2 separate regions of the Mus musculus genome follow, and region 2 is linked to region 1. Evidence: chromatin contacts called from ENCODE Hi-C or POLR2A ChIA-PET data. All regions are on one chromosome and are shown on one strand. The core of a region is the stretch at or near the end of the contact, and the rest is flanking DNA. Distances in the headings are between cores, read along the strand shown. Region 1 holds the start of Tigd3 (tigger transposable element derived 3). Region 2 holds the start of Map3k11 (mitogen-activated protein kinase kinase kinase 11).

Evidence for each region. A loop is a pair of places that touch in the nucleus more often than their neighbours do. ChIA-PET counts read pairs that join two places held with the same protein, here RNA polymerase II (POLR2A).
Region 2: a map of left cerebral cortex shows a loop between it and region 1 (2.2-fold over the local background). The contact joins the promoter of Map3k11 here to the promoter of Tigd3 in region 1. A Hi-C loop is called at or near these places in 1 of 37 maps with a recorded cell type or tissue (left cerebral cortex). POLR2A ChIA-PET finds 5 or more read pairs at or near these places in 1 of 5 experiments (Patski).

What each region holds. Positions count from the first base shown.
Region 1 is chr19:5,892,838-5,896,667 of GRCm38, forward strand. Tigd3 (tigger transposable element derived 3) reads right to left here and starts at 1,291. Exons shown (of 2, transcript NM_001362045.1): 1 at 1,133-1,291; 2 at 1-280. The coding sequence starts at 263. It overlaps Dpf2 (D4, zinc and double PHD fingers family 2), which reads right to left. Exons shown (of 11, transcript NM_011262.5): 11 at 3,679-3,830.
Region 2 is chr19:5,686,968-5,690,842 of GRCm38, forward strand. It overlaps Map3k11 (mitogen-activated protein kinase kinase kinase 11), which reads left to right and starts at 2,164. Exons shown (of 12, transcript NM_022012.3): 1 at 2,164-2,299; 2 at 2,510-2,545; 3 at 2,722-3,875. The coding sequence starts at 3,280. It overlaps Pcnx3 (pecanex homolog 3), which reads right to left and starts at 1,941. Exons shown (of 35, transcript NM_144868.3): 1 at 1,030-1,941; 2 at 484-671; 3 at 152-251. The coding sequence starts at 1,182.

The DNA.
Region 1 (3,830 bases), core at 41-2,540:
TGGTACCAGCACAGTAGAGCCTCATCGATCCCACTGTATTTGGATTCACGCTTCCGCTTCCGCTCGTGGTTGGCTGTGCCACTGCACCAGTCTGCCAACAGCTTCTCCTTATTCTTGCAGATCCGTGAGATCTGGGGCTGTGAGACCTGGAAGCGCCGGGCCACCTCTGACTGGGACATCTTAGACTCATCCAAGAGTTCCAGCACCTGGATCTTCTCAGCCAGGGACAGGGCGTGAAGCTTCTTCTTGGTGTTCAGCTCCATGACTCCCTGGGAAGCTGCTGGGGGAAGAAAAGTAGGAGAGCGTGCCAATGGCTGAGAGCAAGAAGAACAGAAGAGGTCGGGACCCCTGAAGCCAGAGCAATTCTCTGGAATGCAGAAAGCTGGAGGAGACCAGGCCAGCTGAAAGAGACATGAGATGGCCAGGCTGTGGGAGGAGAGGGCTAGACCCAGAAGAGAGCTGGCAGAGTCGAGTGTTTCTGGTCCGAAGTGGAGAGAATTCTGGGCTGGGGTTTGGTATTGATGGGGTGGAAGGATGAATAGAGGCTAAAGCACAGCTGTAAAGACAACCAGGAGACAGCTGCAGGGACAACAAAGGAGCAAAAACAAGGAGAGGCCTGGGGCTGAGGCTGAGCGGGGCAGGTGTAGGGGACATTCAGGGTGCCAGGGAGGAGTCCCCTGAGAGGAGATGAGGAGGAGGAGGACCTAGGTTGAATTTTGATGGCTGAAGGCAGGTGGTAGACTGAACGGACAGAGTCGAGATGAACAGGTGAGATGGTACAGATGACAAAGCCAGATGGATGGTGTCTGAAGGCGCTAGTACAATTCGGCGCTGGCAAGGCGGGGTGGTAAAGCTACCCAACGGTTCAACCAGGAGAGTGAAGATGCCAAGACGACAAAGGGAGACAGGGTGAGGAGGATGAGGGCAAAAGGGAAGAAGTGTCCTCTGCCCAGTGATAGCCTGGAGTGATATCAGAGAGAAGGGAGCACCGGCCAGGAAGCAGGCGGCTCGAGCGCTGGGCTCTGCGCCCTGGTTCGCTGAGTTGACCCCTCGTCAGTCGGCTGGACGGACACAGGCGTCGACCCCAGCCCGCCCGCCCACCCGGCTACAGGGCCTCCCGCTCCGCACCCACCTCCAGGCGCCGTCCCGCGCCTCCAGTCCCTGCCCCAGCCAGGTTCCTGGGCCTCAGCAGAACCAGAGAGTGACGGGCGCCGCGACCCGAGGACAGAGCGCGCCGAGAGGCTGCTCTGGAGCGGGCGCGCGCAGAGCGCGCACAGCCCTCACCCGGGTCTCTCAAGGCTGGGAAAACCTCGTCGCGGCCCCTCCGCAGCCCCGCCCTAACAAACTGATTAGCCATCAGCGGCAACTTGTCCCGCCTCCAGTTACATCTGATTGGATGCTGTGGAAGTGGCGGTTTGTCAGCCCTCCGGAGGAGGAGCTTCCTGAGTGGAGGGGTCTGGCGGGAAGAACCGGCCTTAGTGCCTATCACTTGTCGACCAGCCGGCGTGCCTTGACAGCCACCCAGGTGATTTCGACCCCATCCCTACGTGGTACCTAACTGGGATACCGGCCCTCCAGGATTTGTTTTGGAAACAAGATGAAAGGAGAAAATGAATGAATGTAAGCTTTTAGTCACAAAAGAGTTACCATGGACAGCGCTGGCCTCTGGTCTTGCCAACGGCCTACAAAATACACCGGTGGCAAGAAAGGACATTTTTTTTTTTAACCAGTTTTGGTGGGTCACGGCAAGATCTAAATTCCTGTTAGTCACTTCCCTCCTTTGTAACTAGGTGTAGATAACTTAGCCCTCCCTGCCCCTAAACAGCCAGGACCCCACTTTTTCATAGGTTTTGAGCCTATCCATTTACCACTGGATGCTGTCAGTCTCTCCAAGTGTCGTCTCCTGCGAACCAAATATTTTCTCTTAAATCTATTTTAGTGGTCTCATCTGCACATTTCTTTTTTGGCCCTCAAGACTACTCAGTTGCTAAGGATTAGTGCCTGACTCCCTGTACTCCTGGCCTACATAGCAGAACAGGCAGTGCATAGTCCAGACAACTCTGTGCAGTAGCAGGCCAGGGCTCAGCTTTCTCTGGCAACAGTGACCTCAGGGTGCTCTAGGAAAATCTGAGCACACTTCAGTCGATATATAAGTATTTAGCTAGAGAGGTTTGGGAGGGGTTCCCTTCCTTGTTGAGGCAGGGCTTTGCTGTGTAGCATACTCCCAGTTGGATGTTAAGCTTCCTGCAGATTCTGTCTCTGACTTCCATGTCCCTCTAAGAGTGCTGGAATAAGGGCTGGTGAGATGGCTCAGCGGGTAAGAGCACCCGACTGCTCTTCTGAAGGTCCTGAGTACAAGTCCCAGCAACCACATGGTGGCTCACAACCATCCTTAAGGAGATCTGACTGGTGTGTCTGAAGATAGCTGCAGTGTACTTACATATAATAAATAAATTTAAAAAAAAGAGTGCTGGAATAACACACATCATCCAGCTCCTTATCTGGGATGCAGGGACAAAATTCAGGTGGTCAGGTTCACAGTCAAAGTGCTTGTCTTGGACAGGGGTACGATGCCAATAAATAAATGAATGGGGAAAAAAGAGAGAAGAGAAGAGAAGAGAAGAGAAGAGAAGAGAAGAGAAGAGAAGAGAAGGGAAAAGTGCTTTAACTAGCTGAGCCATCTCCCAGTTGTTTAGAATCTCAAAGTGGGGCTGGTGACATAGTTTAGCAGTTTAAACAGGAGACCAGAGTTCAGGAGCTGAAGAGATGGTGAAGAGCACTGTCTGCTCTTCTAAAGGTCTTGGATTGTATTCCCAGCCCCTCAAAACCACCTTTAACTCCAGCTCCAGGCTATCTTGGATACTTGGTACACAGACTTATATGCAGGCAAAATATTTCTTCAAAACAAAACAAAACCCACAAAGACCAATGTTCAGTGACTCAAAACTGCTTGTAATTTCAGCTCTAGGGGATCTGATACCCTCTCATCCTGCCTCTGCACTAACATGCATATACTCAAATACTTTTTCTTAAAACAGGGTTTTCTGAGGCTGGAGCTATGGCTCAGCAGTTAAGAACACTGACTGCTCTTCCAGAGGTTCTGAGTTCAATTCCCAGCAACCACATGGTGGCCTACAAACATCTGAAATGGAACCCAATGCCCTCTTCTGGTATGTCTGAAGACAGCTACTGTTTACTCATATAAATAAAATTTTAAAAATAACCGGGCGTGGTGGCCCACACCTTTAATCCCAGCACTTGGGAGGCAGAGGCAGGAGGATTTCTGAGTTTGAGGCCAGCTTGGTCTACAGAGTGAGTTCCAGGAGAGCCAGGGCTACAACAGAGAAACCCTGTCTCGAAACAAACAAACAAACAAACAAACAAACAGATCTAAAAAAAAAAAAGTCTCCATATTTAGCCTGGCTGTCCTGGAACTTGCTCTGTACACCAGCCTAGCCTTGACTCCTGAGTGCTAGGTCTAAAGGCCTGTGCCTCCATGGCCAAGCTCATGTTTTTAAGATGTTAATATTTGGGCTGGAGAGATGGCTTAGAGGTAAAGAGCACTGGGTGCTCTTCCAGAGGTCCTAGCAACCATACTGGTTCACAACCATCCATAGATGTAATCTAATGCCATCTTCTGGCATGCAGGTGTACATGCAGACAGAGCACTCATACATAAAATAAATAAATCTTTAAAAGAAAAAAGTTAAAATGTTAATACATACCAAGTGAGCTATACAAGATCCACTATATAACATCCAAGTACTAATCTGGCTGGATATAAACTCACTCACGGTCTGCACATGACACCCTGCACTGTGGACAATTCT
Region 2 (3,875 bases), core at 914-3,413, 200 kb before region 1:
AGCAGGCTGGGAGCAGGCCCACACCAGGGGCTGACTCCGAGGAGCAGGCTGGGAGCAGGCCCACACCAGGGGCTGACTCCCAGGAGCAGGCTGGGAGCAGGCCCACACCAGGGGCTGACTCCCAGGACAGCGGCGAGGGGAGCCTACTCACCGAAACCTGGTTGAAGCCAAACACAGAATGCTGGGAACTGCAGCGTACAGGGGGCGTGGAGCTCACCTTCCGGAACACCGTCATCTCCACACCAGGGTCCCTGCAAACAGGAAGAAGAGCTGAGCAGAAGCTCTCAGCTGTGCTCTCTTTACGGTTTCTTCTCGCCATCCGTAACACCCCTTCCTCCTCAAGACTCCCTTCGACTGCTTTAACCCTGACTACAGCAAGTACTTAGAGCCATTGTCCCCTCAGCCTTCTCTATCCTCCAAGACACAGCCACAATCCCAAGCACAGAGAAAGGACAATCCCTGACACAGCCCACAGCCACTCACCTTGGGAGACTGCTCTCCCCCTGGGCAGCCTCTTCTTCCTGCTCCCCCATGGTAGAGTTGCGTTTCTCCACAATCTCGCCCTGGTCGAACATGGCATGCAGGCGATAGTTCACAGTCTTGATGGTAGCAAAGATGACAGCTACCACCAGGCAGTACACTCCAGCCACCATCAGGCTGGGGGGCAGGACCTGGAGATGACAGTTAAGTTGGATCCTTTCTCACAAAACCCTTGCTCCCTTGAGGGTGTACCTGCCACCACTGTAAAGAACTAGGATTCATCGGTTTACAAAACTTCATCACCCCTTCATGCAACAGTACAAAGAGCCCTGTTAGGGGTAGCCCTCTGTTTAACCGGGTAGATTAAATGAGGCGCTCAAGGTCACTCCATGCAGAAAAGACTTGGTCTTTCCTCTATATAAAACCAAAGTAAACTCTACAGTGAACTCTACAGTGACTCGCTTCACTCCACGCCCCAGGACTCAAGATGCCCATCCCTCCAGACTACACTCCCTCTCGCCATAGTTACAGGTGGTGGCAGCCTCTCACCATGTACAGCAAGAAGGGAAAGATGAGCAAGAAGATCCAGACATAGAGATGGAAGCAGTTGGAGAAGGTGCTCTGATGCGGATCGAAGAACCATCCCCCAGTGAGCGAGGCCCACACCCCCTGGCGCAGGATCTGCAACACCTGAGACCCCATGGCCCAGCCGCTGCTGCGCACGCCCTCCTCCCGGGACCCTCATGGGGGCGGCCCCCGGCCCATGCCCCGCTGGCGCCCGAGGGTCCCGGGGTCCGACTTAGATTTCACGCCATGGCCTCCCCCAGACGGGGGAGGGGATTGGTAGGGTGAGGGCACAGGCAGGGGGCGGGGCCGGCCCAGGCAGTCAGCGGATCAGGCCGGGATACTGGGGTGGGACTGCATCAGAGGCGGGGCCTGGGCCCCCTCCGGTGGCCCAGAACTGTTGTAAAGCGCCGAGCCTGAAAGCAGGCGCAGGGCAAGGGCTGGGCACCCGTCGGCGGCATCCAGAGGTGGGCGTGGAATAGGTGCTCTCGGAGTGCCAGTGATAGGTCCCTTGGCTCCGGACCGGAGAAATCCTTGGGACCCTGAGGTCCACTTCCGGGGTCGCAGGTCACTCGCTTGGGGCTCTGCGTTCGCCCCGCTTCTACCGGTGCCGGCGCAAAGGGGAGGCCGGAAGAAGGAGCCGCGAGCTGCCAGCCTGCACTGGCGCATGCGCCCGTTAGAACCTGTTGGGACCCGGAAAAGGAAAACCTGGCGGCAGAAGTGCGCAAGCGCGGAGAAGTAGCGAAGTGACGGGATGCAGAGGTATCTTAGGCGCGCGCGCAGTCAAATTCTAGAGCCACCAAAATATGGGACGGCCGGGTGAGTCGCCATTGGGTAACGACTTGATGACTGGCGCAAAGCTTTTCCAATGCGTTACAGGAGGCGGGGAAAAGCTGGAGAATGGGACTCCTCACGGCTACTTCCAGTTTGCGTTACCGGGTCACACCCCCGACTTGGGCCGCCTCTCCTTAGTGCGAGACCGTAAATCATGGTTGTCGCTTGGCTTACGCCTCTACTTCCGGGTCAGAGCTTAGCCGAAGCAGAGAGTGATCCTGATCAGGCCTGAGTAGTCGAACAGGATGACATAGGCTTTCTTAAAGTAACAGACACAGGACAAGTGATGAACTAACGAAGAGGTTGTTGAAGGCCCTTCAACTCTGAATCTAATCCCGGGCAAAGTTCTGAACGACAGTTTCAGGTTTTTGCCTCTCGGGTGAAAGGAAGATAATTTTAAATGGTTCCAAGAGCTTCAAGTGTAAGCCGATTTTGAAGTCCCAAACTTCTCTGTTCACATCCCCCTCTAGCACTGAAAAGCAGGGTATCTTGTTATTTCATATATGGAAAGAACGAATCTTAAAGAGCTCTGCAACTTCGTAGCCAAGACCAGATTTTGGTTTTGAGGCAATCACAAGGGTGATTTGGCTGATGAGAATTCAGACACAAGGATTCTTCTCTGTCTTTGCAGAGATCCACTTCGACCGTGAGCAGAGGAGCACCTAACGTAAGGCTTAGAGTTGTGCCGGTGTGTTTGGGGGCGGGGGAGGCGGGAGGAACTACCTGGCCCGCCTTCTACCTCTCTTGGCCAACCTCCCCGGGAACTCCCGTGCACAGCTGCCGGGAGCCTCCGGGAGGGGAGCGGTGCAACCCGCCCACGTCATCTGATGCTGTTTCCTGCAGGAGGGAGAAGAGCGGAAAAAAGTGAAACTCCACCCTCCACCTCTGCCTCCCGCCCCCGGGGCCAAAGTACAAAGGGAGGAGGAAGAAGGGACCGGGGTCGGAGCTGTCGGGGCCCAAGGCACTAGCCCAAGAAGAGGTAGCTTCGGCTCAACTGGGGACTTTCTCTTACCTCTTGTGCCTGGAGACAACAACCAGAGTCCGGGCGCTGACCCTGGCAGGCCCCACCTTACGGTAGGCGGGCGCTGAAGCCAGGTTCCCAGGACTACTTCGGAACTGAGGGACTCTGCTGCTCCAATTCAGCCATGGTGAGGCGCCGGAGGCCAGTGGGCCCCACCCCTCCAGCCTGACCACACTGCCCTTGGTGCCCTCCTCCAAAAGCCCGAGATGCGGGGGGCCGGGAGGCGACACTCCTGGCTCCCCAGAGAGGCGTGGGTCTGGGGCTGAGGGCCAGGGCCCGGATGCCCAGGTTCCGGCTCTAGGGCCTCACAAGCCAGCGGGGGTGGATACCACGGGCACCCGAAGAAGGTCCCCCACACATTCCAACGCCGGCTCCCTGCCATGGAGCCCTTGAAGAACCTCTTCCTCAAGAGCCCGCTGGGGTCATGGAACGGCAGTGGCAGTGGGGGCGGCGGGGGTACCGGTGGAGTCCGGCCGGAGGGGTCTCCGAAGGCAACAGCAGCTTATGCCAATCCTGTCTGGACAGCCCTGTTCGACTATGAGCCCAATGGGCAGGACGAACTAGCCCTGAGGAAGGGCGACCGTGTGGAGGTGCTGTCCAGGGATGCAGCCATCTCAGGAGATGAGGGCTGGTGGGCGGGCCAGGTGGGTGGCCAGGTGGGCATTTTTCCATCCAACTATGTATCTCGGGGTGGAGGCCCACCCCCCTGTGAGGTGGCCAGCTTCCAGGAGCTGCGACTGGAGGAGGTGATCGGCATCGGTGGCTTCGGCAAGGTCTACCGTGGCAGCTGGCGAGGGGAGCTGGTGGCTGTGAAGGCAGCCCGACAGGACCCTGATGAGGACATCAGTGTAACAGCTGAGAGTGTTCGACAGGAGGCCCGGCTTTTTGCCATGCTGGCCCATCCCAACATCATTGCCCTCAAAGCTGTGTGCCTGGAGGAGCCAAACCTATGCCTGGTGATGGAGTATGCAGCTGG